Linked DNA regions of Mus musculus: regions 2 and 3 are each linked to region 1. A link is a loop called in an ENCODE intact Hi-C map of the cell type or tissue named here. Cell type or tissue: heart. All regions are shown on one strand. Each heading gives the region's core, and the rest is flanking DNA. Links, peaks and the distances in the headings are about the cores only. Region 1 has its middle 22 kb from the start of Tram2. Region 2 has its middle 30 kb from the start of Gm32947. Region 3 overlaps Tram2 (translocating chain-associating membrane protein 2).

The links. Hi-C counts contacts between places; a loop is a spot of excess contacts. Peaks named below come from ENCODE experiments on the same cell type or tissue, not always from the same donor. Only the 100,000 strongest peaks of a DNase experiment are listed, where the experiment ranks them.
Region 2: a loop joins it to region 1, with 3 times the contacts of the local background. A loop is called at or near these places in 9 of 42 quality-filtered maps.
Region 3: a loop joins it to region 1, with 2.0 times the contacts of the local background. A loop is called at or near these places in 8 of 42 quality-filtered maps.

What each region holds. Positions count from the first base shown.
Region 1 is chr1:21,095,661-21,105,919 of GRCm38, forward strand. No RefSeq gene overlaps it. Among named protein-coding and RNA genes, the nearest start is that of Tram2, 22 kb to the left of the region's middle. In heart, for the core only: a CTCF peak has its summit at 5,768 (motif pointing left); DNase peaks (open chromatin) are centred at 1,461 and 5,731; H3K27ac peaks cover 824 bases.
Region 2 is chr1:21,157,922-21,168,180 of GRCm38, forward strand. It overlaps a transcript of Tmem14a not described here. Among named protein-coding and RNA genes, the nearest start is that of Gm32947, 30 kb to the right of the region's middle. In heart, for the core only: CTCF peaks have their summits at 4,095 (motif pointing left), 8,433 (motif pointing right) and 8,632; a DNase peak (open chromatin) is centred at 8,550; H3K4me3 peaks cover 541 bases; H3K27ac peaks cover 217 bases; H3K27me3 peaks cover 1,335 bases.
Region 3 is chr1:20,997,269-21,007,527 of GRCm38, forward strand. It overlaps Tram2 (translocating chain-associating membrane protein 2), which reads right to left. Exons shown (of 11, transcript NM_177409.3): 5 at 9,585-9,643; 6 at 8,882-8,966; 7 at 8,299-8,369; 8 at 6,958-7,062; 9 at 6,570-6,713; 10 at 5,702-5,865; 11 at 4,129-4,367. The coding sequence ends at 4,294. Among named protein-coding and RNA genes, the nearest start is that of Gm51618, 43 kb to the left of the region's middle. In heart, for the core only: a CTCF peak has its summit at 5,690 (motif pointing right); a DNase peak (open chromatin) is centred at 5,753.

The sequences.
Region 1 (10,259 bases), core at 878-8,877:
ATGTATAACTTCATTACTGTATAACAGCTGGGATCTGGGTGCCATGGAGTCATGGCCTGGTTGTTGAGTGTGAGAAGTTAGCTTTGGGTGATTGTGCACAATCGGGAGATACCACCATTCCTCATTTGCAAGCAGTTACAAACTGAGAGGTTACTATTTCTGGTGATGAGGTTAGCACCTGCGATAGGAGGGTGCCTAAGCACCTGCGGTAGGAGGGCGCCTAAGCAAGTTTCCCTTACCTCTCCTCTGTCCCTTTATCCTCATCTGTAGCCTTTTTTCAGGAAACTGTGCCCAGCCAAGGCTCGAAAGACTTGTTTTTCTTCTTGCCCTGTAAGTATCCAAGGCACGAATCTTTGTTATCTCCTCCTGACAGCAGTATGATTGTCCATGCAGGGAGAAAGAAACCCTGGTTCACATATTCAGGTCTTATACAAGAAGTGGTCCCCTTCTTCCCAATTTCAAGCTTACTAGAATGGGCAGGACAGTGCACGGAGTCAGGCAAATCCGAGAAACAGCACAGCAGAGTGCAGGATTTCCAGCACACAGATCCGATGCAGTGAGCACCCTCCGATGAGACACACGTGATGAGCGTGGGTACTTTTTACAGCTAATTAATTTTATTTACTTATTTGTGTATGTGAGTGTTAATGTGAGTGTGGGTGTGTGCCCATGCACACCCATGCCCATGGGCCCCAGAGTGAAGAGGAAAGAGATCACTGGGGTCTGTACACTCATTTTCAGTTCATCTGCTCTGGCTTGTCATGTGGGTGCTGGGATCTGAACTCTGATCCTCATGATTGGGTATCACACGCTCTTAACAGCTGAGCTATCCAGTCTTTCTGTTTAAATTATTAAAAATGTGAATCCAATGTATTTGCGCGTAAGAGTGTGTGCATCCTTAGCACACAGGAGATGGTCAAAGGACAACGATTGGGAGAGGGTTCTGTCTTTTCACTACACAGGTCTAGGTGAGAGCAAATATCTTTCCTACACAGCCATTTCATCAGCCATAGCTGTTTTAAATCTCATTTATCCCATTATAATGATATGTAATTCAATCTTTTAATAATTATGTTTAACAATCTGTTTTCAATGTTTCTGAAAAGATAACAAGATTGATAAACTGGTTTGACCCAGCCACTAGTAGAATCTTATATAATGTTTTGCTTTTTAATAGGCATGGCATGGTGGGGAGGCTGGTAATACAAAGAATGTGGTTATCTTCTGGTGAGCTTTCCCACAACTGGCAACCCGGGCTCGAGTTGTTTCTACTGTCTGAGCGCTGCTCGGCTTGATCTTCATACTTTACAAAAAAACCGGATGAATAAGATGCACTTGAGGGTGGAGACTGAACAAAATAGATAATGGCCTAGTTTTGGGCTGTGAATACTGACCTCTGCCTAGGGTCAGGGTGGAGCTCTTCGATTGCTTCCAGTTCTGAACTGAGCTCAGCTGTAACTGGGCTTGAGCAAGCATTTCTGCTGAGTCTCCTCTCCTCTCCTCCCTCTCAGCTCCCAGCCACGCCCACAAGATAACCGATTATTATTCTATTACATTGCAGAAGGCGTAGCCTCCTAGGAATTGGGATCCTCGAAAGAAATGACTAGTAAAATGCGGAGATCCAAAAGCACGATGCCCTGGTGCTCTTTAGCTATCTTAACCTTTTATTATGGATGCCGTGCTGACCTCAATGGAAACCGGAGTGGGCCAGCGCTGCTTAGGGAGCCAGAGGGACAGCTGGTGAATCAGCTGTGTTGCGTTATAGTCTATTCTACTGTTGGCTCAAAGACTGTACCATATATGGACCGAGGCTCAGGACTAGCATGCCCTTTGATTTGCCCCAGGGTTCCTCTAAAATTGCATCTTGGGATTAGATCATTGTTCCCAGCAAAAGGGAGACCCCCAGAAAAGTTGATGAGTATGAAGAAATTGAAATGATTTATAGTCTGGCAAAGAAGAGGAGGAGGGCAGAGCCTCGACGCAGCCAAGCCGTAGTCGCAGATGACGGGCTGAGGCTGAGAAAACCATGCGAGGGTTTCTTTGCAGAAGTTTCAAAGGGGGAGCCGCAGACCCCTTCTGCGAACTCAGGCCTGAGGTAGACTCAGATCAGGGTCAGAGGCGCTGAGCCAACTCCGCTCTGTAGAGTAAGACAGGCAGCCTCTCTGGCTGTGGATGAAGGTGTCTGTGATGCTACTGAAGACACGGACTGTACTGCCCACTAGGGATGGTCCAGGCTCTGGATTATTTTGAGTATGAGACAGGTTAAGGAACCTTGGAGCACAGTTCCTTTCCTATCTGCTCAGGCAGGGTCAGGCTAGTGAGACATTGCTAGGACTGGATGAACTAAGGAAAGGGACTGGGTGTGGGAGGAGATGATGGGGTACTGATTTGGGAAAGTGACTCTTAACAGATCATTATATTACATTCTATCTAAAATTGAAAGAATTCTCTCTCTGTGTTAGTAACTTAGTTTCTGTCTGTCTGTCTGTCTGTCTCTCTCCCTCTCTTTCTCTCTCTCTCTCTCCCTCCCCTCTCTCATTCTTCCCATGCATGTAATTGTGTTCCACAGTCTGGAAGTGTAGAATGCTCTACTACACTGAAAATAAGTGGCTTGCTATGCAAAACACAGGCAACGCTTGCAAGCATAACTTGAAGCCAAAAATCCAGACACACACGAGTACTGGACAATCCCATTTATGCCAACTCAAAACCAGATAAACCCAATCTGAGACATTAGAGGTCAGGAGAGAAGCTCCTTTGCTGGCCAGTGCTTGGAAGGGGCTGGCGGGTTCAGAGGGTGCGGTGGATGTCCTCATTCTCTGTCTGGTCACTGCTTACGTTGATATAGGCATTCTGAATATTGATTATCTGGGTCATTCTGCAACTGTTCACATGAAGGAAGGAAGGCAGGAAATAGGGAAGACAGGCAGGCAGGCCGGTGACAACCAGAATAGAGTCTTGTGAAACTGGCTGGCATTTACAGGAAAAGTGAATGCCTGTGTGCCAACCTAGAATGTAGTCTGCAATTGGTGAGGCACAGCGATTACTTGATTCCTAAAGCTCATTGGTCATCCACTCTAGCCTAATTTGTAAGTGACACTGAATTTGAGTGGCCCTGACTCCAATAGTTAGAACAAAATAGTGTACCCTCATGTACATGTGCATATACACACATGAACACGTGCGTACACCACAGTATAACACATATAAGCTAAATGCCTGCTGCCCTAGGCTGCCATGCCCAGTTGGGTGGCTTTAAAGGTGTATGTCACAGGTAGTTGTGGGGACTACTAGTCTAAGGTCAAGATGTGTCTGCAAGACTCTGCTGGCTCGGAGGGGGAGGGGGTGCTGAGAAACATCTTTTCTATGACTGGATCGTAGTTTCTGTAGCTTTAGATGCTTGCTGGCTTTGCACCCTGTACCTCTAGAGCATGGCTCTGCCTGGGTCTCCACAGAAACTTCACTCAGAACATGACTGAATATCCAATTTTTTTTCCTTTTAAGAAGGACACCAATGGTATCTCACTCCAGTGACTCCATTTTTAACTCCATTACATTTGCAAAGGTTCTGTTTCCAAACGAGATCACCCCGAATGGTACCAGGGATTAAAAAATCCATCACACATTTTAGCCACAAAACTCAGAAGTACTAGTGCTGAGACAAATGCCTCCGGGCCGTCTAGAACAGTCCAACTCCACGCCTTGTTTGCTTGAGGATCCCAGCTGAAACCCAAACACTGAGCGGCTGGGTATGAACTCATAATCTGTAGTGTGTACACAGTGATCCCTGCTCCCAGGCACAGTTGGAATTATTGCCTTATGTGAGACTTCATGGTATCAGAAGTAAGAAGGCAGGCTCTGGGCCAGACTGCCCCGTGTGGGCATGAAATGTCACTTCCCTCTGTGACTGGCTGCGTGGCCCTCAACTTGTGTGTCTTAGTTTCCTAATATGTGAAACTAGGATGTAGGGCATAGTCACAATGCACTAGTACCAATGGCGGCCTGCAGCAAGGTTAACGTTTGATAAATACTAGTCACACAGGTACAAAAGGCAGTCAGTGCCGTGGGCATTTTATAGATGGAGAAGTTGAGGTATACACAATGATGTCACATTACATCTACAACTGCAATCCAGACCCTCTGTCTGCGTCGTCTCTCATTGCTTGCTGTCACTGTCATGCATTAATTAAGAAGACTCTACTGCTGCGTGTTGATACCCACAGGAAATAGGGCTGGCCCTATGCTAAGTCCACATACAATATCTCACTCAATCCTCATAATAGTGCATGAAGTAGTTTAAAAAAACCTAATTATCCTCATCATTATTAGGTTTTGTTGCTTGTTTGTTTTTGAAAAAAAAAATCTGGCTAAGTACACACACACACACACACACACACACAATACACATTTTTTTTTCCTTCCCAGAACTGGTGATTAAGTCCGAGGTTTGTATGTTTGTCTATGTGTATGTATACGCATATAGTTGTCAGGGTGTTAGATCCTGAGCTGGAGTTACAGATCACTGTGCGTCCCTCAACATACTTTGGTATCCTGGAAGAACAGTGAACACTCTTAACTGCTGAGCTATCTCTACACACTCTGTTATGCCCATTTTAGGGAGGTGAATACCAAGACCTAATCAGAAGGCAGGGCCAGCAATATCTATTCAATCCCTGGAGCCCAAGTAAAGGTGAAAGGAGGAAATCTATTCCGTAAAGTTGTCTTCTGATCTCCACACACATGCTGTGGTATGGGTGTCCACATATGCACATCCTGAAAACACACACACATGCACACACTTGCATACCCATATGCACACTTACCCACAAATACATACACACACATACACACATATACATGTATGAACACACACATGCACACACACATAGACACATACATACATATATACACATATGCATACACACATACACACCTTAAAACAATATAGAAGGCAAAGTGGGCCGTTCTGCTAGTAAGAGGCAGCCAGAACCTGAGTGAAATCTTTACAGCCTCAGAGCCCAAGGTTTCAACCATTTATTTTCAGTGGCCTCTAAAATTAAAAAAAAAAAAAAAAAAAAAAAAAAAAAGGCTATCAAGATAGTGGCTACTTTATAAACAGTGTCGAGCTGAGCTGCCAGGACAAACTGGGTGACATTTGTGAGCTCCTCAGGGTCAAAAAGTAGTCCTCGTTATCCCTCATCTCTCCTTCTGCATCAGGCACTAGACCCCCACAGGTGACCATATGCTCCCATGGAAGGACCTTAAGAAGCCAGGCCCAGGAGAGGTAGATGCCAGGGGAATACTTGGTAGCCAAAGCCAAGGCTAGGGCTGGGGCCAGCGAGATTGTGATGGAGCTGAAGAAACAGAAGTAGTAGATGCCAAAACTCAGAGGGACGGAGTGTCTGATCACACAGGTTTGTGATGACTGGTGATTTTTCAGGAGGAAAAACTCAAGGTGAGAAGGTTGGCACTTCCCAAATGAGCCTCAAGTGCTGCTCCTGTTAGGGCCTTGGGTGGCTGCCTGCTTTAAGATCACAGCATAGGTCTGAGGGACACAGCCCTTTAGCAGGCATTGATTGCCTGGGCCATTCTGACTCTGACAAGCTCCCATGATCACACATGGTTGTGGCTGGCAGCTCAGACAGACACGACTGTTTTGGCTTCTGTCGTTTCTATTTTTCCTCTATCATCAGGCATAGACTCAAGGTCCTGAGCCTAATTGGAATTGGTGGCCAACCCAAGTGCCTGCTGGCGCCCTCTGGTGGAAGAGCAAAGGCTAAAAACACCATCTGGCCCAGAAGGAAAAGATAAGGTAGGGCCTGGGATAGAGGGAGCTAAGTGGATCTTCCCAGCTGACTTTAAAGAGCTATGGTTGCGAGTCTTCCTGCTGTCCTCCATAGGTAAATGATTTACTGTGACTTAAAGGTCAGCAAACACAACAGCTCTGACTCTCAAACGGACTTTGATGATGGATGCAGAAAGGTTTTTCTGTTTTGTTTTGTTTTTTTAACCTTGGCTCCCTTTGGAGGCCCCTCGGCCCTCAGGAGACTTAGAAGGTCATTCGTTCAGAGCTTTCCCAGACAGAACTCAGGGCTGTGACTTGAGCAGGAGGTGTTTACTCCCACACACTTGGGATTTGTATTGCTAGGAGGTGTGAAAGCTGTGTACAAATCTTGCATAGCAGTGCTGCCTTGGGGCGGGCAGCGGCACAGGAAGGGGCTCCAAGCGCCTGGCTTCTTTCACGCTTAGCTGCACAGGAAGCCTCTGGGACCTTGTGATGAGAGGGTCTGGGTAGGACCTGGGGTCGTTCCAACTCTCACGAGGACTGCGCTGGAACGTAAACCTCTTCTCTTCCTATAAACCACACACCTTCCTTATAGCTTTCTGACCTACGAGTCAGGAAAAACCCCAAAAGCTGGAACCTGCATTTCCTGGAAATGGCTTACATGATCTCAAGCAACAAGGAAGGGATGTCCCACAAAGAACTTTCTCATTGAGGGCTGGTAAGATAACTGCACGGGGGAAAGGAATTTTTGTGAGCCAAGTCTGACCACCTAAATTTTATTCCTCTAACCCACATGGTGGAAGGAGATAACTGGCTCCTGAAAGTTGTTCTCTGATTTCTCTGTGGGAACCCTGGCGACACACACACACAGTCACACCCCAAATAAATAAATAAGTGTAAAACAACAAAACCAAAGAACTCTCACTGATATTGCCTCCACGTCCCCCTCCCAAGGCAATTTTATCAAATAAGCACTACTCTTTTTTTCCTTCAAAATACAGTCTTAAAAATAGTTTTGATAGACAGGCGTGCTTGAGAATAGTTTAAAGCAGGGCTAAAAAAGCAATTGTACTATCCCTTTGTGTTATTTCATATTTTTAAATTTTTATGCAGATTAACCTATACTGTTTCTTATTTCTCTTAAAGTGTACACTTGAAACATCCTGTGCTGTTGATGTTCACCCTTTCTTTTCCCTGGGGCTAGCTGACCCAGATGGAGTTTATAAAACCTAAGGGTTAGGACTGTAGACATAGGCACCTGGTGCTAAGAGGATGCTGGCAAAGGGTACTAAGTCTGTTTGGCACTAAAGGGCGGTAGAGAAGGCCAGTGAGGGGCACGCAGTCTCTGCCTTTGGGTCACGCTGACTGCTTGCTGGCCAGAGGCCTGATTTATTTTGGTTTCTTTGTCTGGGAGCATAACCAATTTGCACAAGTAGTTATCTGACATCTTGATGCACGTTTACAGATCGATGAGTAGATGACCCAAGTCAATGCTCCACGGTTTTGTGCGTTTTATAGATGGGAGAGGAAGCCTGGACAAGGTAATGACAGTCATGGAAATGAGAAGTTCATGACTCAGTTTCCCACTGCGTGGGACTTCCTAGAAATAAGACATCATCAATCTTTGGAAGTGCCTGGGCACCGTGCCTTTGGGTAAACAAACTCCTCTTTTATCAGATTTTATGATTTTGTATACAGTAAGTACTTGATAACTTTTTTTTCTAGGAGAGCTTACAGATGACGCTGCTCAGCTGGCTGTGGAGGGGGTGTTGCTTCTTGGCTGGTGTGTGTGTGTGTGTGTGTGTGTGTGTGTGTGTGTGTGTGTGTGTGTGTGTAACTTTGTGCATGTGCATGTGGCACTCTCTGCCCATGGTCTAGGGACTTTTCCCCTAGGCAGAAGGATAAAGAATACATCCCTCGTAGCCTAGGAAACAGGCTTTGAGAGTGAGTTACCTGGGTTTCAAGGCGTGGCTATAATTTTTTTTCTAAAACAGCATCTCATTATTTAGCCCAGGCTGGCCCCAGACTTGCAATCCTCCTGCTTCAGCCTTCTGACTGCTGAGATTACAGGCATATGTGACCATGCCTAGCTTCAATTTTTAGATGAGTTTTGTGATATTCTTTTTTAATTTTTTCCTCCCACAATAGTCTAAGCATACAGCACAGAGCCGTGTTGGGACATCACCATTTCTACAGGAAGCAGTAAGATTTTTCAGGAGGTTTGGCAAAATAGAAACTCACACTTCCTTGTTAGGCATACTAAAAGAAAACCGAAGAGATATGGTTTGAGGTGATTAAAACAGCAAAAGAGAAGGAGGGTTGGGAAATGGGCAACTCTGAAAGTGGCAAAATTCTGTTTAATTGAAGCATCTACGAATAGATTCAAGCACTTGATATCCAATATTTGAGGCACCAGGACTCAAGGAGAGTGCCTTCCATGGTTCCCTTCACCCACTGTGGGGGAATGAAACACACACCCCTTGTGTCTCAACCTTGGCCAGGCTGTCTGCTGAGTTCTTTCAGTTCCTGTCAACCCCTACCCTTCCACACTCTGGCCCACCAAGGTAAATACCAGCAGCATTTGTTCCTCGTGTTCCCTACCTGCATCCTGCTGGACTCTTATTCCCTCTAGCGCTTTGCTCCAGGGGTCCAGGATTCTCACGGCTTCCTTTTATGAACAAAAGAGGACTAAATAACTGATGATGACCTAGAGTGTTAGTCTGGCTCTGCTCCAGGCCAAAGCACGACAGACGTGTGTCTCCAAAGGCTAGATCCACTTCAGGGCTAAGGTGCCTGTGACGCTGAGGACGTCACAGGTGTTCCCTTAGCTCCAACAGGCCCCCTTCTTGGCTACTGTACCCTGGCATCTTCTCTCACCATCTCACCCAGAGTTACCAACTTTTGTCTTTAATTTTAAAAAATGTATGAAGCAAAGTTGAAGTTTGTTGAGAATAGGGTTGATGCCTATCTGTTTGTTTGTTTGTTTGATTGATTGATTGACTGATTGATTTGATTTGATTGATTGAGAGACCAAACTGGCCTTAGACTTGCTACATAGCCCATGATGGTCTTACAGTCAGCAATACTCAGTCTTTGCCTTTGTGAATAGTGGGCATGATGGTTTGTATATGCTGGGTCCATGGAGTGGCACTATTAGAAGGTGTGGCCTTGCTGGAGTGGGTGTGGCCTTGTTGGAGTAGGTGTGCCACTGTGGGTGTGGGCTTAAGACCCTCATCTTAGCTGCCTAGAAGTCACTCTTCCACTAGCAGCCTTCAGATGAAGATGTAGAAGTCTCAGTTCTGCCTGCACCATGCCTGCTTGTATGCTGCTAATGCCGCCACCTTGATGATAATGGACTGAACCTCTGAGCCTGTAAGCCAGCCCCAATTAAATGTTTTACTTTATAAGAGTTGTCATGGTCATAGTTTCTGTTCACATCAGTAAAACCCTAGCTAAGACAGTGGGATTATAGATAGGTGCTCCCATACCTGTCTAAGAATAGCTTTTGAGGTTCTTTGAGAAAAGACCTCATGTAGCCCAGGGTAGCCTAGCATGTAGTTGTGGGTGACATTTTGTTCTCTTACCTCCGTTTCCCAAGTGCTGGGATCATATTCATATGCCATTATACCCAACAAATGTTTTTAATATAAACATTTTTTATTCATGTGTGTGTGTGTGTGTGTGTGTGTGTGTGTGTGTGTGTGTGCATGTACAGCTAAGTGTCCAGGCTAGCCAGAGGACAGCTTTGAAACTCTGGCATTGCAGTTATGTGTGGTTGTGAGTCACTAATCTGGATGCTGGGAACTGAACTCCAGTCCTCCTCTTGCAGTTAAATGCTCTTACCTGCTGAGCAATATCTCTAGCCCCAGGTTTTACATTCTTTTTGTCAGTATATCTTCATTGTACATAAAAATAATTTCCATAAAGACATTTTCATATCATACAAGTATAGCAGTTACCTTGACTACATGTGTATAAACAATTTTAAGTATTTATAGACATGAGAGACATGTCATCTTTCCTTCCTTCCTTCTTTCCTTCCTTCCTTCCTTCCTTCCTTCCTTCCTTCCTTCCCTTTTTTCCCTGAGACAAGGTTTCCTCATATAACTTAGGCTAGCCTCAGACTTGCTTTGTAGCCCAGACTAGTCCTATCTCAGCGTCCAGAATGCCGGGATTAAAGGCAAGCACTGCCATACCTAGCTAACATTTGTCTTTGTGAATCTGACTTATTTAGCTTTATGTGATAATCTCACGTTGTACCTATTTTCCTGCAAACAGCATAATTTTGTTCTTCTTCATGGCCAGTTGATACGCCACTATGAATATACACCATTTCTTCCTCTATTCATCTGTTAACAGACATCTAGGTTGATTCCACGAATATTCCATTATTGTGTATAATGCCACAATAAATGTGGATGTGCAAGTCTCTCTGGTGTGTTGACTCAGACACTTCAAGAATATGTATATATTC
Region 2 (10,259 bases), core at 672-8,671, 62 kb after region 1:
ACCACACCCTTCCAGGGACTTGGGATTCCCAACCCCTCTCATCCACTCCAGATCCCTATCTAACTCACTCTCTTGTCTCTTGGACCATACAGCCTCTCTTGTTCTGCGGTTCCTCTTTTGCTCTCTCTCCCATCTCTCTACTCAGTCAGGTTTAGTCTTCTGGTCATATTCAGCCTGGACTCTTCCCTCTGTCTGCTTTCTCCCTTAGATCTATAGTAAAAATCTTTTCCATACTTTAGAGTAGTCATTTTCTTCCTTTCTTCCTTCCTGCCTTTCCTTCCTGCCTTTCCTTCCTGCCTTTCCTTCCTTCCTTCCTTCCTTCCTTCCTTCCTTCCTTCCTTCCTTCCTTCCTTCCTTCCTCCCTCCCCTCCCTCCCTCCCTCCCTCCCTCCCTCCCTCCCTCTCTCTCTCTCTCTCTCTCTCTCTCTCTCTCTCTCTCTCTCTCTCTCTCTGTTGTGAGCCTCCTGATGTTGGCCCTGGGGACCCACCTCATTTTAGGTCCTCTGTAAGAGCAGTACACGCAGTACATGCTCTTAGCCACTGAACCATCGCTCCAGCCCCTCTAACTTTTTATTAAGCCTCGCCTGAACTGACATAATCTCTTCGAGGTGTGCTGGAGTCGGCCTTTAGGTACCACAGCTGTGTTCACTTCACAATGGCACCTGGCTAGCAATTCAGTGCCTTTAACATCCACTTCCTTTCTTTTCAAGCAACTTCTTAGAGATTCTACTTCAACCCGCTAAGACAAACAGCATGTTATAGCATACCATAAAAGCAAAGGAGAGGAAATGGGCTGCGATATTTTCTCTCATTAAACTAGTACCAGACAGGACCTTAATAGTAACTCCTATTACATTACCAAAAGGTGGATGTTTTTAGATAATGTTTCTTTCTTTCTTTCTTTCTTTCTTTTTTCTTTCTAACTTTCTCTTGAGATTGCTCCTTTCGGATTAAAAGCAGCATTCAGTGGATTACTGGAGCGCTATAAGGGGACAGGCAGCTTTATCGGGCACAGTAAGATCCTCTCCCCCAAGGATGCCAATTTTATTGCAAGGATTACTTTGCTCAAAAAGTTGAGGAAGAAATATAAATTAACCCTGAATATCAGGTTTTCCCCTTCACCACCCGATGTTCTGTGTGATTGTTTATATTTCGAGAGTCACAAGTATAATTGCGGTTCTGTGAGACTTTAACAGAACAGGACATTTGAGTTGTCTCTACTGTTTGTCTTTTATTATCAAGTAACTTGTTTCTGATGAGATGAAGTTATGTTATTCCTGTGTGCTGGAGAATGCACGTAAGCCACTGGCCAAGGAGAAGGACATTCTCTAACTTTTAAAGTTAATTTTGCTTATTATGACTAGTGTGTGTGATGGTGGGTGTGTGTGCGTTCATGTCATGGTGTACATATGGAGATCAGATGGCACCCTTGTGGAGTCCATTCTTGATTTCACCCTTATATGGGTTCTGGGACAAAATGCACGTTATTAGGTTTTGCATAAACATCTTTACCTCCTAAGCCATCTTACCAGCTCCTTCTTTTACTGTTAAACAGAACAAAGAGTGACAGGCCATTTAAGATAGATGCTCTTCTGGACTTGTATATGCATAGATACATACAGCATTGGGTTCCGTCAAGGACAACCAATGAAAAGCAAGTTGCACACAAAAATTATCTTATGCCTCATGATGTCAAATTTCCACTCAGCCACATCTGGAGACTGCAAAAGTCCAGGTGACTTGAATAGATGACGCAGGGGCAGGAAACCATGCTTAGCCAAGGTCACTTATTACATAATGAATTCAGCTTCTTGCTGAATCAATCCACTGCGCTTCTATTTCCCAGGTCTGCAGCACCCAGTACTCTCACTTTGTTTCCACAAGTCACAGAGCCCTTCCCCCACCAGCACCCTTGCTCAACCTATTTATTCCATGTACCCAGTATGGGGCTCCAATATATGGTCCAACTGGTTCATTGTCTGTTGGCTCCCTCTCAGACTTCAAGTTTCAATTAACATGATATGCCTAGCCATGCCCCTTCCTCCAGAGTCTGTGAGTTGGCATCCTGTCCAGGTCTGCATCCTATTCCAGAGCTAACAGAAAAATACCCATGAAATAAATGGACCCCCCAAATCAGCAAGTAGTTTGACCAAAATGTAGACATCAAGCTACTGCTTTATTTTAGTGAATTTTTTCGAAGAGGATATGTTTAGTCAAACATCCACAGGCATACGATGATTAAATGTGGCAATTCATTATGATAAAATAGTTTTACATTTTAAAAGACTGAGACTTTTACTGGACTCCAGGAAGTTAGTAATGCACTGTGAGGTTACTTAAGACTTCAGGCTGCTGTCCTGCTGCCCTACCTTGTTTAACCTTCCTTAAGAGAACAATGTAACAATCAATATTACCTGCCTTAGATTCCCAGTGTAATCACTGTTTGCAACCTAAGCTACAATGTATAGCTGTAAGCTTGGTTTATGTGTTGTTCCATGCCAGACCTAAGCAATGCATGCGTATTCTGATAATCATTTGCACAAAGCAGCAAAGATAGAGGGTGAAAGCAATCTTATATCAATCATAGATATTGTACACGACACACAGCTATTGCTTGATGAACAACGGTATCTGTTATCTGGGCCTGTTGGGATCAGCTGGCGTCAGTGACTTAATCCTGTGTAAACTCTGTTGAAGAGTTCCCTCCTTCCTTCACCATGTGATGCTTTCTGTGACGTTCAACGCATACATAGTAAAACACTTTGTTAGGAACAGGAGCTCTCAGATTGGCACACATTCACACAGTCCCAGACAGACACATTCACACAGTCCCAGACAGACACATTCACACAGATGGACAGACACCAGGACAGCCTCACAAGACAGCCTTCAGGCAGGCACGGATTCAAACTCAATCAACACACAGACAAGAGGAATGAAGATACAGGGGGCCTGAAGTGCAGAAATAAAATCTAGATGATAACAATCCAAAGTGTTTTGATTTCGTTCCCTAATGCTGCACCAACACATTATTGGTAACTCAGAGGTTATTATTAGTGTGTTCAAGCTGGGTGGATTTGATGCCCCCTGTCACGTGGAAATTATCTAATGTGTCTAATCCATGCAATGAAACATTCAGAATGTAACAGTTATCTCAGCCACTTAGAGTCAGAAATCGCTTGCTGTTAATGCCACAGAGGCTTCTCCTATAAGATTTTAAGCAGTCGCTACACTGAGCGAGCTATGACCTGGGTCTGACACTCTCTGCACATCTTTTCCTTCACTACAATGCTGATGGGCAGCTATTATTTCTTGGTTTGATTGACTGACTGATTAACTCATCCATTTGGTGCCTCTCTTGTATTATTAATTATGCTAAACTCCTTAGCTAGATATTAAACTCCCAGAAGATACATATAACTGTATTAATAACAATAGCAAATACTGTATATTTCCTAATGCTTGTTTTCTACTATGTATTTCCTACAACAGTCACTCAGTGTTTTCCTTTATAAGAAAGTGTAGAGCTACACATGACAAACTCAGAATGAACACGAGTCAGCATGTGCTGCTCTTCCTAAGCATCTGATGCTGCTTTGTATGATCTAAGGCAAGTCGCTTGTTCCTTCCTCCATACTATGGGGATGTTGGGGTACCTACCTCAGTGGATGGCTGTGAAGGTGACAGCGGATATCTATAAAATACTTAAAGTGGTGGCCAGCACGCAAAAGATGCTCATTATCATCAGCTGTTCCCATCCCATTATTGCTGCCTTATTGGAATGGTCTCCATCCTGAGAAAATCTTTATCCCCACTGTTAGCATCAAAGGTCCCACAGCCTTGGCAGAAGTCCACTTTGAGTCAAAATGGCTGGATGAGGACAGGTCAGGCAGACCTTGTTCCGGTCATTCTCCACTGCTCTACTTAAAAGTTCCATCTTATATCCTGTAACAACATTTCAGGAAAGTTGTAGTCTTTAAACAGGATGTAGTGAAGAAATCACGCCCATTTTTTTGCACAGACTTCCAGGAAGACCTCAGAAAGGCTAAGGCAGCACCATGCTCAATGAAGCGTTGACCTCTAGCGCCCCCTGCTGTCTCTTTGTGGAAAATACCATTGAACGAGAGAACATGTTTGATTCTGGAGGTCCAAGTAAAAATTCCATGCAAATATACTAAAACTGACATTAGATTTATATCATTTGACCTGTTCTCTCCAGTTTGTCTTTTATCTCTTTGTTTTGTTTTTCCTTTGCAAATTTTGCTTTTTTTTTTCTTTATTGGGCATTTTTCGTGTCTTTTTGTTTCCCTTGATTTTCAGATGTTTGTTTTGGTTACTTAAAATTTTGTCCTACCCTTGTCTCTTTTTCAGTTTGGTAAAACCCAACGAGGAGTATGGTGTGACAAATGACAGTGTCCTGAGACAAGTGGCCCCCCAGCAAATTTAGAGCAGGCCCTTGAGGCGAGGTGTTGTGCTTGATTTGCCAGAGGGCTTTGGACTACCAGGGTTCATGTCCTCTGTGTCTATTAAATTCAACATAAAGTGCTCAGGAACCCAGAACCAAGCTGTCCTTGGCTGGAGATGGCACCTTAGAATGCTCGGAGGGGTGGTTGAGTGGCTTTGTGGGTGGAGGAGAACCACCTGGATCAGCTATATGTCAGGAACACATGACAGTAAGCAGCCCCCAATACTGACCCACCAGGAATCCGCATGAAAAGTCTAGGCTACCCGCCTTCCGGGACTGAGGCTAGAGAGTGGAGGTCCAACATGCGATCAGCAGCAGGAACCGAGAGGACCAGAGGCATCTCAGAGCTGCAGGATTACCTGATTGGATTTGGCACGATTCTGGAGCCGTCTGGTTGAAAGGGCGGATGGACAGACCTGGAGGGTCAAGAGGGCTGTTCCTCAAAGCCGTCTAGGCCACTCTAACCCTCCCTCCAGTAGCTCCTCCTACCTTTCAGCTGGGTATTTGGTCCTTCTCAATCCCCAGGCTCTGAGCGACTTCTGGGGTTCCCAGGCAAAGAAAGGGAGCAGAGGGAGCCGGTTTCTGTAAGAGGGTTTCCGGATTAGCCTCCAGCGCGCCCCGCTGTGGCTGGGCTCCTTCCTTGCCCTCTGGAAAGAAATGAGCTGAACTGGTCAGCGAGAGAGCTGGGGAGATTTATGAATATCATTCAGAGGTAAATACTTTGTGAACTTGCTTGCTAGTTTGATGTCAGCTTGCCACAAGCTTGGGTTGTTTGGGAAGAGGAACTCTCCATTGAGAAGATGCTTCCATAAGATTGGGCTGTAGGCAAGGCTGTAGGGCATTTTCTTAAGTTGTGATTGATTTGTGAGGCCATCCCTGGGCTGGTTGTCCTGGGTGCTCTAAGAAAGCAGGCTGAGCAAGCCATGGAGAGCAAACCAGCAAGCAGCATCCCTCCATGGCTTCTGCATCAGCTCCTGTCTCTAGGTTTCTGTCACGACTTCACTCAGTAATAGACTGAGCTCTGAAATACTGACAGAAAGAACAAAAACTTTAAATCACCTTAAGTTGGAGTGATCCCTGACTCGGCTGTCAGAAGTGAAGCCAGCACTACCAGACCGGGAGGATTCAGTGGAAAGTTCTAGAAAGAGAAAAGCAGTGTGGAGAAGGACCAAGATTGGGTTGTCTGAGCCACAGATGTGGTCAAGTGTTCATTGGGGTAAGTAGAGTTCAGACACTTGTTCCTGCAGGGTATGTGGGCTTCAGTGTCCAGGAAGAGGGCAGTTGGCACTTAGTACCTGTCTGTATGCCTGATTGGACACTACGTTTACTACTTCACACAATGAGTCTTAAAAAGGCATTGATGTAGAGTCTGAGATAGGTATGTTAGTATTAGCGGCACAGGAAGATACCATTGTGTCCACTTCCTGAGACATGTGAAGGAAGTTCTTCTCATCCCACATAGGGCTCTGATTACAGACCAAAGAATGGATTCTACCAAAGTTTAACTTGGTAAGCCAGTGAGTTTGGGGGGGGGTGTCACTTACGGGAATAGGAATGCCTTAGAGGCAGCTGTATCACCCCCATGTCACTGTTCATAAAAGGCCCATTTTGGGGGAGCTCTCTGTGACTTGCAGGCAACTCAACCTGCTGGAGACTGTTCTCTTTTCAGAGGAGACTCTTGTGATTTATATAACCTTGAGGAGGGAGGAATCTTCATGAATGTGCTAAGTTTCACTGATTTCCAGAGGATTGTGAGTTCCTTACCGAGTGGTCTTGAGCCTCTCTTTAGAGCACTGGTTCACAACCTTCCTCCCTGGTTCTCAACCTTCTGAATTTTGCAGCCCTTTTATACAGTTCGTCATGCTGTGGTGACTCCCAACCATACACTTATTTTAATTGCTACTTCATAACTATAGTTTTGCTACTGTTTGAATCATAATATAACTATCTGACATGAAGGATATCTGACTTATGACCTCTGTGAAAGGCTCATTTGACCGCAAGGGGGGTCTCAATCCAATAGGTTGAGAACCATTGCTTTAGAATGTCCTGAGTTTGTTTCAATTCAGAGGATACTGTTCTACTACACTGAATGTTAAATAAAGATGAGGGTAGGGTATTAAAGTCATTCACTATTATTTTATCAGGACATATGTGACTTCTTGTGGTCTTTAATATTTGCTGATGAAATTAGGGCTGCAATGTTTGGTGGATATATATTTATGCTTGTAATATCTTCTCAATAAGTTTGATCCTCTTATTAATAATGTAATATCTCTTTATCTCTTCTAACTTTGACTTGAAGTATACTTATTGGACATCAGAGCAGCCATGCCCACTTGATTTTGGCTTCCATTCACTTGACAGATTGGCAGGTGTCTTTATGCCTGAGGTGTGCTTTTTGGAGACAAAAGACATTTGGATCAAGTGTCGTAAATCCAGTTAACCAGCCTGCATGTCTTTGGTGAGCCAAAGTCATTACATTTATGATTATTCTGGAGAGGTATAATTTTATTGGTCAGATTGTTTCTTCCTTTTTCCCTTTCCCTTTTTTCCCTTTCCCTTTCCCTTTTTTCCCTTTCCCTTTCCCTTTCCCTTTCCCTTTCCCTTTCCCTTTCCCTTTCCCTTTCCCTTTCCCCTTTCCTTTCCTTTCCTTTCCTTTCCTTTCCTTTCCTTTCCTTTCCTTTCCTTTCCTTTCCTTTCCTTTCCTGTGTTAGAGCTCTGCTAGTGTACCATATACGGCACAACAGGGCTCACATGGATTCTCCTCACCCGCTCACTCTTCCCATTAATTCATTCTCGCCTATGCTCATGTGATGAAAACAGTCTTTCTCTTCTGCGTGTAGCATTCCTGCAACTATTTTCTGTAGTGCCAGCGTGGTGGTCATGAACCACCTTAGTTTGCCCCTGGTTATCTGTTTGTAAAATAGGTTTACTGGCTATTTCAACTGGGAGGTTGAAAGTTGAGCCTCAGGGAGGTCCTCTCCCTATATTTGCATGTGTGCAATCCCCATAGCATACAGAGGGTTCTTAAAGTGGTTTAGACAGCATGAGTCCAATTGAAACATACTGTACTTGTTTCCATGGTCTAAGTTTTTAGTGGCAAGGCAAAAAAGATCTTGGAGCCAGCTAGCCTGAGACAGATTCTCTTAGAAGGAAAATTACTTTCCCAGAGTGAAAGCTATGTATTCAGATCCTAATGATGAGACAGTGAGGAATTAGAAGAAAGCTCTACATTTGATTTTGAGTAGGGAAGAAGTTCTGTGAGTCTGAGGAGAGAGAGAAGGCTGGGGTGAGGGTAAACAAGCAGGAGGTAAGGAGGAGGGCCAGGAGAACTTGAAGTTCAGGATACAAATGCCTCCATATCCCTATGTCTTGCTGCCAGTGTTCCTGCAACCTTTCCAGGGTTTGATTAATTCCTGAGGAGCAGGAGAGAGAGAGACACACACAGAGACAGAGACAGAGACAGAGACAGAGAGACAGAGAGAGAATAGGTTCAGCAAAGGAGTGTCACAAGATTTAATGTACATATTAGGTTCCTTCCTCTGTTGAGGGGAGGTTCGTTTATTCCACACTCCACAGAATCTTGGATAACTGGACTTCCTCAATACCAGAACTACTGCTGTATAACAGAGGGCAGAGAGTAAACCCTCTTTTCAGGCAAGACTGGAGTGGCGTGAGATTACCGCAAGGCACACTTTCAAGTCATTTTAAGGCTCTTATTTGGGAGGGAGGGGTGGCGGGGGGAGACTGATTCTCCTGGACTTGGAAGACTCCAAATGCTTTCCAACGCTGGAGCTCTGTGTCATTCCTCCCGGACATCTAAGCTTGGCTATCCTGGTTTCACCGAGTTTTATAAAAGCAGATCATGATCTGCCTAGATAATGAGCTGTAAGGGCTCTGGAGCTTTGAAACCAGATCAACTTGGACTCTTGACTTTTGATACTGCACATGCTGCAAGTGTCAGCCAGCCCGGGAGGGGGCAGCAAAATCCAGCCTGGATTTAGGAGCAGCTCTCTAGGCGGGTGAGCAGTAAGTTCCTGGGAAGGGCTCGATAAAGTGACCGCACATGCGCGCTGTGGGCCTGGCCTGGCCCCTGTCCCGGGATAGAAAGGGTGAATCGCACCGCGGGGGTGCGGCTGCGTTGAGATTGCTTCCGGAATGAGGTACTGAGCTTGCGTGTCGCTCTTTCTGCCCCCTCCACTGTTTCTCTCTTTAGCCACAGTTGAGGCTCAGGACAGCAGGTGTTATATATATTCATTCCCACAGTGCTGACTTCCCTGCCCTAGGCTGTCTTGCTAAGGTGCAGAAATAAAAGGGACTTTGCTGTCCCTCCCTACCCAATGGCCTTCTAGTGCTGGAATCTTGGTGAAGGTTGCAGAGTGAGCTCATGAATTCCAATGTCTCAGAATCTTGCAGATGTAGCTGGGAAATGTCTTCATGTCCAGGGACCTCAAGGGATCATAATAGTTAAAGCTATTATGCTGAGGCATGTGAAAATGCACATGCTAAGTTAGAGCGGTTAAAGGCTGTGCCTAGTTTTCACATTCATACATAGTTGTACCTGTTTGAAGCCAGAAGTCCCCTCCCCTGCCTTAGGCTAGGACACAGGATCAGATCGGGACACTCCCCTTTTCTCCCAGGGCACTGGGCAGATGTTAAGTATCATTAATGCACTGGTAAAAATCAGTAATACGTGTTAACAATAACTCCTTCAGGTTCTTGCTGGAGGCACACCTTCTCTTGTTCGTGCTCCTGGGAATAAGCAAAGTCCTAGATGTCTCTTGCTGCCCTGGCTGCCTTACCCAAAAGCACGGTGCCTTTATCTCATTACTCTCATTTTGAACTCTCTCCAAATGCCTTGAGGAGACTGCACTAACATTGTAGCAACCATTTTCACCGAAGCCAGAGCGGAAGCACCTCCCGTTTGTGACCCAGCAGAAGCTATGGCTGGGGGCCTTTATTTGCATACGAGGCTTGCTGTGTTGTACAAACACCCCTCTTACATATAAACGTGTCGTTCAGTGCTCTTGGTGATTTATCTGGGAGATATACTCATGTGCCGTGCCCGCTCGTTTTTGAAATATTAGGCTCAGCAAAAGGCTTCTCCTTGAGCGGTGCTTTATTTTTTATAAACAATTTTTTATTAGATATTTTCTTCATTTACATTTCAAATGCTATCGCCAAAGTCCACTATGCCCTCCCCCAGCCCTGCGCCCCAACCCACCCACTCCTGCTTCCTGGCCCTGGCATTCCCCTGTACTGGGGCATATGAGCTTCTCAAGAACAAGGGCCTCTACTCCCATTGATGGCCGACTAGGCTGTCCTCTGCTATATATGCAGCTAGAGACACAGCTCTGGGGGGAGGGGTACTGGTTAGTTCAGATTGTTGATCCTCCTATAGGGTTGCAGACCCCTTTAGCTCCTTGGGTACTTTCTCTAGCTCCTTTTGGGGGCTCTGTGTTCCATCCAATAGATGACTGTGAGCATCCACTTCTGTATTTGCCAGGCACTTGCATAGCTTCACAAGAGAGAGCTATATCAGGGTCCTGTCAGCAAAATCTTTCTGGCATATGCAATAGTGTCTGGGTTTGGAGGCTGATTATGGGATGGATCCCTGGGTGGGCAGTCTCTGGATGGTCCATCCTTTTGTCTCAGCTCTAAACTTTGTCTCTGTAACTCCTTCCATAGGTATTTTGTTCCCCCTTCTAAGAAGGAACAAAATATCCACACTTTGGTCTTCCTTCTTCTTGAGTTTCATGTGTTTTGCAAATTGGATCTTGGGTATCCTAAGT
Region 3 (10,259 bases), core at 960-8,959, 98 kb before region 1:
CTGACAGGAATCCAGGAGCTTTGCAGCTACCAGATCACAGGCACTGCCAAACAGGTTACCAATGAGCTAAGACTTGGAACAAGGGAGCACAAGTAAACACATTCCTCATACAGACTCTGGGCTACATGGAACTAAAACAGATAGGAAGAGGGTGCTGTTTCTAACCTGGGGTGGGAATGAGGAAACTGGAAGAGCAGGGCTCGCCACACAGGGCCAGAGGTACACAGAGGTGACCTTTTTCCCAACCCCCAAGCTTCCCTTATTAGACAGGAGGCATGGGTGTCTGCAGCTGGGTTACCTCACAAGCTTCCACAGCCAGAAGGTACAGACAATGGGAGACTAGAAAAAAAAAAAAAAAAAAAAAAGAGAACAAGCAAGGTCTCACGCTATGTGTGAGGGAGAAGAGGGTCATAACAAATGACACATACTGTCAACCCATGTCCCTTTCCCCTGGAGCTGTACTGAGGTATGCTGTCATTGGCTTTGTATGCCAGTCAGCCCTAGAGCCTTGGCAGTTGGGGGGCCAGGCCATACAGTACCAGTGAAGGCCACAAGGCAATATAAGGCACTTTTTAGAGTGACAGGACAAGGACCTGCTTAGGACAAGAACAAAAGTTTCACAGAGGCCACTCGGCGTGACTTTTCTTCTCATCTGCAAAGCTTTGAAAGCAGATGTAATGGAGCTAACACTTGTATTAAAAGGCAGGGAAAGGGCGAGAAGTCGGTGCCAGCATCCTCCTCACGCTCACCACGGGCTGGAGAAGGGTTCTACGGATGTTTTCAAAAGCCTGGCATTGATGTTCTCCCTAGCATCCTGTTCTGAGGGAAGAGGCTGCACTCAGGACGCCGAGGGAGGTGGAAGAGCAGCTCACTGTTCTGACTCACTGCCTGTCGGTCCATGCCGCACCAGAACAGAGCCAGAGAGAAGAATGTGCTGTAGACACAGAGGCCCTCAAGCAGAGAAAGTTCCCTAAGCCCGGACCCTATACCTCCTCCCACTCCAGACTTCAGCAAACCCAACCAGGAAGGCTGAAAGCCATTAAAGACAAATGCAAATGAAGGCCTTCCCTCGCTGCAAGAAGTCAGCAAGTTTCTTTGAGGATGTGTGGAATCTAAGTGAGCTTTGTAGACTTTTGGAAAATGCACTCTTTCTGTTCCTACTTTAAAAAAAAAATGCCGGAGGGGACTAAACAGGGGAATAAACCTTCAGGGGCTCTTACAGTCCCAGGCACTCTTCAAAAGTACTGTGTGAGTAGCCAGAGCATAGTCATCTAAATAGAAGTGACTAAAGTTCACCCTTAGGCTAGCCACATGCTGCTGCTGCTGCCGCTGCTGTGAACCAGTTAGGGACACAGGGCTAGGACTGACCAGAATAGCAGAAAGCCTCCTTCCCTGGCTTTAGCCTGCTTCTTCTTCCCCAGGACCACCTCTGACCATAGGAGGAAGACAAGGAGCTAATTCATAGTGTAGGCACCCAAGCCTGAGGAGCTTGTAGAAGTAACTGTCCCCTGAGTCACCACACCTCTGGGGAGGGCAACTAGCAACAGGGGGTTCTCGGTCCACCAGTCCTGCCACTGGCACCTACTGGAATTCCAGGGATGTTGAGAGACAGGCAGTGGCTGCTGAGGTAGTGATTAGAATCTTCTGGTCCTGGTAGATGGTACTGAACATCTCAAACTTGGCGGAGTATGGCAGGTCCTTCACTAAGGGTGTGGTACTTTGGGGACAGGAGAGCCTGCATAAAAACAAAGAATGGGGCCAGAGCACCCAGATTACATGCTAGCCTGCATGTTTGAAGGATGGTGTGGAACTTAGTTTCTGTAATTCTGGCAACAAGGTTTGTGCCAACTTCACAAAGTCTTGGCTTTCCTATAACATCAATGCCAGAGAGGCTGGGTGGGTGAGAAAGCACCCCATAGTTCTCCCAAGCCTGCTAACAGCCCAGAAGTCAAGGCTGGCGAGCTGCTGCCCTTGGTCTCAGGCTTTTCTGGAAATGAACACCCCAAACTCCTACTACTGACCTTATGTTCTAGAAGAGCCTAGATCAATCCCAACAAACCAGCAACAGAGGACGCTTGCAAGACTTCTAAGGAATGAATCCATATCATCTCAGGCATCTAAGTGTACCGGGAATAACAAACCCCTCCAGAGGGACAGGACCCCTGGATCCAAGACAGCTGCTCTTTATACCCCTGTTCCTCCAAGACCTTCACATGTCTCATGCTTGTCACAAGTATTTACTTAAGGAGTAACTAAGTAGTTCAGCCTAGAGACGAAGTTCCTGCAGTGAGCTGGCAAGGGCCTGCCAGCAACTTAGGGAGGCAGGCTCTTAGCTTGGAGATGGTCCAGGAGGTCACCTAGACTGATGGGGTAAGGTGAGCTTGGGAGCCACCGGCTGAGCTTCCACACAGCAACAGAAGGCATTTCAAAGCATAAACTCAATTAAAATCCCTACCCGGATAGGTGGGCTACACTGGCTGAAAGGTGCCAGATCAATTCTTTGGGGATGCCCAGAGAAGGGCCAGGAAAGAAGAGGGAGAGAATAGAGGAATGAGTTTTCAAAATTCTGTCTTGTTTCCTAAGCTCACACACAAGAAGCCAAGGGGATCTCATCTCTATTCTGTATGCTCAACACATCCAGCATGTCTATGTGTAAGCTGGACACAGAGAAAAAGAATGCCACGTTGGTGTTTGGAACCAAATTCCTCAGTTGTGGGTAAACTAGATTTTACATCCATCGTCAGTGGCTTGGAAGGGAGCTCTTGCTGAAGACCCAGCTCCCTCTTTATGGGTAAACACTCAAGCTCTGGTCTCAGATATGGTGTCAAAGGAAGGCCAGGCAGAATATTAGGTAACATTAATGTCTTGTGTTACCAAGAACTGCTCCCCTATACTCTAGCTCAGAGTTTGGGGACCCTTTAAAGCCTAAATCCATTCTAAAAGTCCTCACAAGGTACCATAAGGACCTGATGACCCCGTCTTCAGGTAGAAGAGAGAGGAAAGAACACCGAAGGGAAGGGGGTCACAGACTCCTGTGGACATGGCTGTGTCAGCTCATGCAACCAGAAGAGTAACCCTGAGGCATCCTGGTGTCAGGCTCTGGGTGTGCTCAACAAACAACATTAACAACTTTAAAAGAACACTCAGGTGAGGCCAGAGGGAAGGTGGCCAAAGGAACACATGGCGGGCGATGGAGTCCTTGGGGCTTCCTGTTTCTGCAGAGAGATGAAGTTGAGGTTGCAAGTTTGGCCGGCTGGGGCAGGCCATCTCTGGACTTGGGAACAGCGTGTCTTGGGCGGGTTTGTAACTGCCTTTTGGTTTGGTTTCAGATGCTGGTGGGTGGAGAATGGTCCAGATCGACTCTTCTGTTTGTCGAGCCACCTTTCTAGAAGAGGCAGATGTTTGATGTGCTTTGCTCTTGTGGGACAAGTGGGAAGGCACATCCTCCTTAGCATGTCCCCTCAGAGAGTGAAGGCAGGCTGCTTTCCAATTCAAATGACACACTGGAAGCTCTCTGGAGTCCTGGGACTCAATAGTTAATTAACACTGTCTTTCTGGATTAAGTCACTATGTCCCCAAAGCGAAGGATGCGTAGAACCAGAATCCTACATCTTGACTGTCTGTCGGTCAGCACCAAGAATATTGTAATCCAATCTGTCCACAAGGGCCACCGAGGATCTGCCACCAGCTCTAGGGGAGGCTCCTTGGCCAGAGGCTTCCAGATTGGCAAGCCCTGAGACCCAAGGGCAGGGCTGCCATCTTAGCTCCCCCCGGTTGTACAAATCAGAGAAATTGCACATTAAAGTTAGGAAGAAAGGAGGATGAGAAGCAGCCATGAGAGAGAGAGAAAGAGAGAGGGGAGGAAGGTGAGAAAAGGGGGAAGGGGGAGAGAGAAAGAGAGGGGAAGAGGGAGGAGAGGGGGGAGAGGGAGAGGGGAGGAGGACAGGGGGAGGGACGGATGGAGGGAGGGAGGGAGAGAGAGAGAAGGAGGAGGAGGAGGAGGAGGAGGAGGGAAGGAGCAGGAAGACAATCAGGAGAATGCAGGCCTCTGAGAAAACTCAAGATAGGACAGAGGTGAGGCCATCTGGCGGCTCAGGGGAGCAAGAGTATAAGATTTTTGGCTTTATTGAGAATGGTTTATGAAAGAAGAGAAAGACTAGAAGGTAGAGAGGAACTCCCCCTTTGATGCCAAGGCTTCTGCTGGTGGAGACGAGCATGGGCAGGAGGGTGGAGAGACTGAGCTGGGGCCAGGGCTTCCTCATCCAGAGGATCCCTGTTCTCAGCACAGTGGCGCTAGGGAGACTTGAGTTTCTTAGTCCGTGAGGAGGTCCCGTTCTCTGCCTTCACCACTCCGTTTTCATGGTAACCTGGGGGAATGTAGAGAAGAGACACACACAGGGTTTCAGCTGACACTGAGGCAGGAAAATGGAGACATGGAGGGTCGGGTGTTATGGGGACATGGCTTTGTGGCAGGCAGACCATCCGACCAGGAAGCAGGCTGTAGCCAATGGAAGCCCAGAGACAGTCCAGGGCAGATTGCTGCCTGTCCTAGTGTCTTTGATAAGTGGCTTTGCTTTACATGTTTAGCCTTTGACTATCTTTTAGTGGAGGGCACCTACCGTGATTCACAGAAACTGAGGAAAGGGCAGCAGCCTACACTGAGATCTGAGCAATGCCGGCGTTAATCTCTTAGTTCTCCCAGTGTTCTCAATCCCTCAGCTCCACAGAGCTCTGACAGGTCTCAGCAACAAGAATGGTAACAAGGAGAAGAAATGGGGAACAAGATACTGCAGGGGCAAGGCCTGACATTCCTTTGACCAAGCTGGGTGGTGGTCAAAGCTTTTAATCCCAGCATTCGGGAGGCAGAGGCAGGGGGATCTCTGAGTTTGAGGCAAGCCTGGTCCATGGAGCAATTTCCAGGCCAGCCAGGGCTACACAGAGAAATCCTGTCTCAACCAAACACAACAAGAATAAAAAAGGAGAGAAAAATACCTCCACAAATTTAATGAGTTGTGGCATCACTGAAACCCCTCCTCCTAACCCATTCCAAGTCTTCCTCACATCCAAATGACTGCTAACAAACAAACACACACACACAGGCTCTTTCCAGGCAGGCAGCTGCATGGGAAAATGCAGGTGAGTCAGAAAACAGGCATGCAGACAGGCCAGGCCCCAAGCAAGGCTGGGTAGTAGACTTGAGCTACAATGTCTGAGGACCTGTGAGCATAGGGGATCACTTGAGGATGCTCAGGAGTTAAAGGAGATGTGTGTGCCCCATCTCCATGGCTCCTCCCTAACACTGTCACTGTGAGTCAGTCAGTCCTGAAGAGAGATGGGAAGCCTCGGAGGCAGGGTTGGGCCAAGACGGAGAGCACAAGAGCAGGTAAGGACACACACGGCCACTTTGTAGCACGGGACACGGGTGACAACAGCAGCAACAGCAGGAGAACTTAGCTACATGCCAGAAGCTACCCCCACCCAGTGCTGCCCTAAGCCAGGCCCTGTTAGAGCCAGCCTGCTCACACTGGGTCTCTGGCTCATGGCCAATTACATGCTGGTTACCGTGTTCCAGGCTGGGAGAAAAATGTCTACAAGGAGGGGACGCCAGCAGGACTGGTTTGTGGAGCACTTAAGTGCCAGCTCTCCTTCACCAATCTGCAGTCCCCAGCCACTCGCTCATTTGCCACAGGGTGTCACTCACCAGGTTCTCTCTTGAGGAGCTTGGCTGGGGGCCTGGGGACAGCAGAGACTCTACGCTTGGCACTCTGCTCCTTCCAATACTCCCGCCAGTGCCGCAACTGGGAGTGGATGAAGCGCCACATGAGCCAGGCCTGGGCGACACACACCAGCAGCAGCATGCCAAGCCTGCGGAGGGTAGAAATGGATCTATGGGCAAAGTTCAGGTCTACAGACTGCAGAAGGAGGTCTCTGTAGCTCCTGTGGCCCACCCTCCCCACAGCTCCCGACACCAGCAAGGGTGTGCTCTTCAGTCTGTCTCTTCTCTGGTACACGAGCAATGTGAGGTGAAGGCCCTAAGGTGATGATGGTCACCACAATCAAACTAATCCTACAGATCCACCACTGTCCTCTCTCCCACATGCCTGGCCCATAACAATCTAGATGAATATTGCTAACATTCGAAAGAGCTAGCATATGAGAGTGCAGAAATAATTTTCTTCTCCTATATCAAGATCACACACACTCTAATGCCTATAGCTTCATGGACCACACAGCTTGAAATAAAAGATGAAGCTTCTATCTTGAGCTTCCTGAGAGTGTCATGATCAACCCCGCTGGGATGAAAAATGTCCTCTGCACCATGATTGCTGAGCAAAATGTGAGGGGCCCCACATTGCATCTGGACTGGGTTCCTCACAAGAGCACGTGAAAGCTGTGGACTGAAGAATGTAGGACAGAGGCAGGAGACGGATGTTAACATACTTGCCCCTAAACGTCACTGTGTGGGAGGTTGTACCCCGACCTTCTATGAAGACACGCCATGTTCAGGAGGTACCTGGCAGTGCTCAGAGAGCCCCTCTATTCACCACCCCAGACTTCTGCCAACTCACCTACAAGGCAAGGTGTTAAAGTTCCCTTTCTCGGGGTCAAACACTTGGTTTTCCACCCGAGCCAATCCAAAGCCAATGGTCAGCACAGCGAGGGTGAGGATGAAGAGACGCGTGACCCCAAACACAGCAGCCCAGGCGTTAAACCTGCTCTCAGGGGTAGAAAAGGGATGTCAGCTTTGGGAGTCATTCAAGGAACCTTCACCCCATTTCCAGAAGCAACCCAGAGTGGGAAAGAGCATCAAACAGGACCCAGGAAGGTGAGAGTTTCAGAAGTTCCTGAACAGACACAAATGTAGGGTGGGACCCCTCAAACAGTCAGATTGCATGAGATACCCAGGTCCCACCCCATCAGTCTCTGGACAGGCCAGCATCCAGCAACCCTACTTACAGCCTCTCGTTATTCTCGTCTGCAAAGTGGAAGAGCCGAGCCATGTGAAAGAGGGCCTCGGTGGAGTACTGCAGTAGTAGCAAGATCAGCCCCAGGCGGCTCAGGCTGGAGGGAAAGACAAGCCTTACTCTCCCTGCCCGACACCCCAGAGCAGAAGCCATTGGTCTGAGGTAGCTCAGGCTGCTCTCTGTTCTGCCATCCACTTCTTGCGGGACAGTGCTTTATCCTTCCTCACAGTTCGGCTGCTGCACCTTCCAGTAGTTTTCTTGTACTGACTCCCCAGACTTTGATCCATTTCACCTGCTTGTCCCTACAATGAACCTGATCCATATACGTCATGATATCTGGCCCTTTCTATGCTCATGCTACTGGAATCATACATAGAAGTGTGTGGGGGGGCTAGAACAAGGTTGCTGGGCTTTGGGGGTACATATATGAAGATTTCCTGCTATTTGACTTTGCACTATCTGAGGAAGCAGGAAGTTCTCCCCGTGTGTGGTGCTCAACACTCACTGCTGGGTGATGCTGTCACCATAACCCTTCTGCATGTGAGTTGTGAGCATCCCACATCAGAGCACGGCTGAGACAGCTGCCATGACCCTTCACCTCGAGACAGAAAGCCAGAACGTGAGAGCTGATGGGCTCCGCCACACACACTATTCACCCACGTTGGTCGGTCTCACAGGAAGCCTGTTATGAGCTCCTCAGAAACAGGGCTCCCCAAGACATCTGGGCATTACAGCGAAGCTCTCAAAGGCTAGCATACACAGAGTTTGGGCCCTACTCAGAGCATGAAAAGTTCATAAAAAGCCCAGTTACCAAGCACAGTTCATTCATCAAAATACTGTCTGTAAAAGAGGCACTTGAGGCCTAATGTAGTAACGCTTCACACTTCCAGAGCAACCATATGGCTACCCGCTCTCTATTTCATTATAAGACAAACTGAAATTAACTGTAGGGCCCGTACTGCTCCAGCCGCATTGGATACCATGTGGCAAGAGCCAAGTTTCTGACTGGAAAGTCACAGTTCAAAGGACCACTTTACTAGAAGCCTTCCTCGCCTCTGCCTCGAGAACAGGTGGCTAACCCTCTGGGTTCTCTTGGCTATCGGTCCATACTGCATCACACCCATCTTTCTTATAGACTGTCTTTCCTACCAGTTGGAGAATGAATAATTGGAGATAGGAGAGTCCTCCACTACTGCCTGTATTCCCAAGGTAGCAAGGTACTCCTCTAAAAGCCAGTATGCACTAAATGCCTGCTAACTGAGTGACCCTGTGGGTAGGCACCGAGGCATGAAAGGGCGAGGAAATGGGGCTGGCTCCCTCCACACTCACTCACTTTAAGAGGTATGCCCCAGTGATGTGAAGAAGGTACAGACAAATGTATTGCAGCTGGCGTGGGACTTCTTCCTGGAAAAGAGATGGGCAGACAGTGAGCTTGCTCAGACTCCAAATGAATATGATTAGAACTGAGAGAACATGAGAGGTTAACAAGGAAGGGTCAGGTCTCCATACTCCCACGGTTCCATGTCACACCAGAACCACACACACGGGCTAGTAACAAGAAGGCCGAGGCAGCAGATTCAAGACTGGTGCCAGAAGGCAACTCTGGGTTGGGAATGAAGACACAGGAACTGGGAAGAGGGCTTTCTGCATTACTCTGAGGAAAATTATAAAAATGGATGGGGGATGGCGAGACGGCCTTGATCAAATATCTGGATTAGATTAGATTTTGCCAGTGGGCACACATCTCGTGGAGGAGTCAAGACCCTGACAACACTCTCGTGGGTGTCTGTGTGGTTCCCTGTCATCAGCCAACACATCATGCTTCCGGAGAAAGGGAAGGGAGAAGTCACTGGGAAAAACAGGAGGCCTGCAGGAAAGAGAGGCCTCTAAAGGGGGTGGGGAAAGGGAAGACTCACCTTCCGCACCTTCTGGAAGTAGAGTTCAGGTAGTGAGTGCAACCAGTATGCCAGCTGTCCCAAGTAGAAAAACTTCACCTGGAAGCTGGAGATGAGGGGTTTGGTGTGACCAAGAACATCCCCAGGGGACTTGCCAAGAGCATAAGGAAAGGGCTAAGCCAAGACTGTGGGTGAACAGCAGGACCAGAAGCAAGGGAGGGAGGAAGGGAGGGGTGGATGCAGGGATCACCACGCCCACGGCAGGCATCATGTATAAGACCACTTAAGGGGTCACAGCATGTCCATTAGAGGAAGCAGTAGCGACCAAGCACATCATGTTAACCCAGAGAAGGACCACTGAATACAACCACAGAAAGGCTCTAAGTTGTTCAGCTTCACACCCTTTGCTATTGCTGCTCTGGGAGGCCTAAGAAATACAGTGTGGCCTCTGGAGGGAGACAGGCCTGGTCTTGGCAGCATCACAAGTAGGAACATGAGTATGGAGGGGAAGATGTGCTATGAATTTAAAGGGTCTCCAATAAAACACAAATCTAGAGTTGTGTTTGTATCTGTCCCGTGCAGAATAGGTACCTCTGTGGAGTTAATGCAGATAATGCCTCACGTGGAGATTCTCAAACAGACAGACTGCCTGCCACCCCATGCTCTACAGGCTCAACTCACAGCTTGCTCATCACTGGCTTTAATGAGTCACACAAATACTCACGAGAGGTACACATGCGGGTAATCTTCCCAGAGGCTTCTTGGGTTTGTTAAATATCCTTCCTGTGATGGGTGAGAAGAGAAGGCATTTAGAGATGTCACCATGTGACCTGCTAGGGCCTTGACTGGCCCCGAGATCATTGATGCCAAGAGGAACAAACAGATTTTGGGAACAAAGGACCTCAGGGTGTAGGACGTGCATTGGCACTTGTCCCACTGTGGAGTGATGTGCCATGGTCTTGGGTCTGGCCACCCATGTCTCCAGAGGGGTCTGACAGAAGCTACGTCTACTGAAAACAGCTTGTCAGTCTCTTGAAGGTTCCCCAGGCTCATGTGTAAAGTGAAATGCTAACTAACTTTACAGAGTTACTGTTGGGAATAAATGTTTATGTGACAGTGTCTAGTGAGGTATCTGTCATGTACACACTCAGGAATTGCTTCCATAATAAAACAATCCTGCACGAGAAGAGCAACACCCAGCGGAGACTGAAACTCTTCTCATCATTGTGATGGATAATATTGATGGTCAACTTCACAGGCTCTAAAACCACCTGTGTATGAGGCAAATCTCTGCCCGTGTCGACAAGGAAGTTTCTAAATTGGACCAAGGAAGGCTCATACTGTGGGTGTCACCCCCATGTGGGCTGGAGTCCCAGGCAAGATAAAAAGGAGAAGGAGC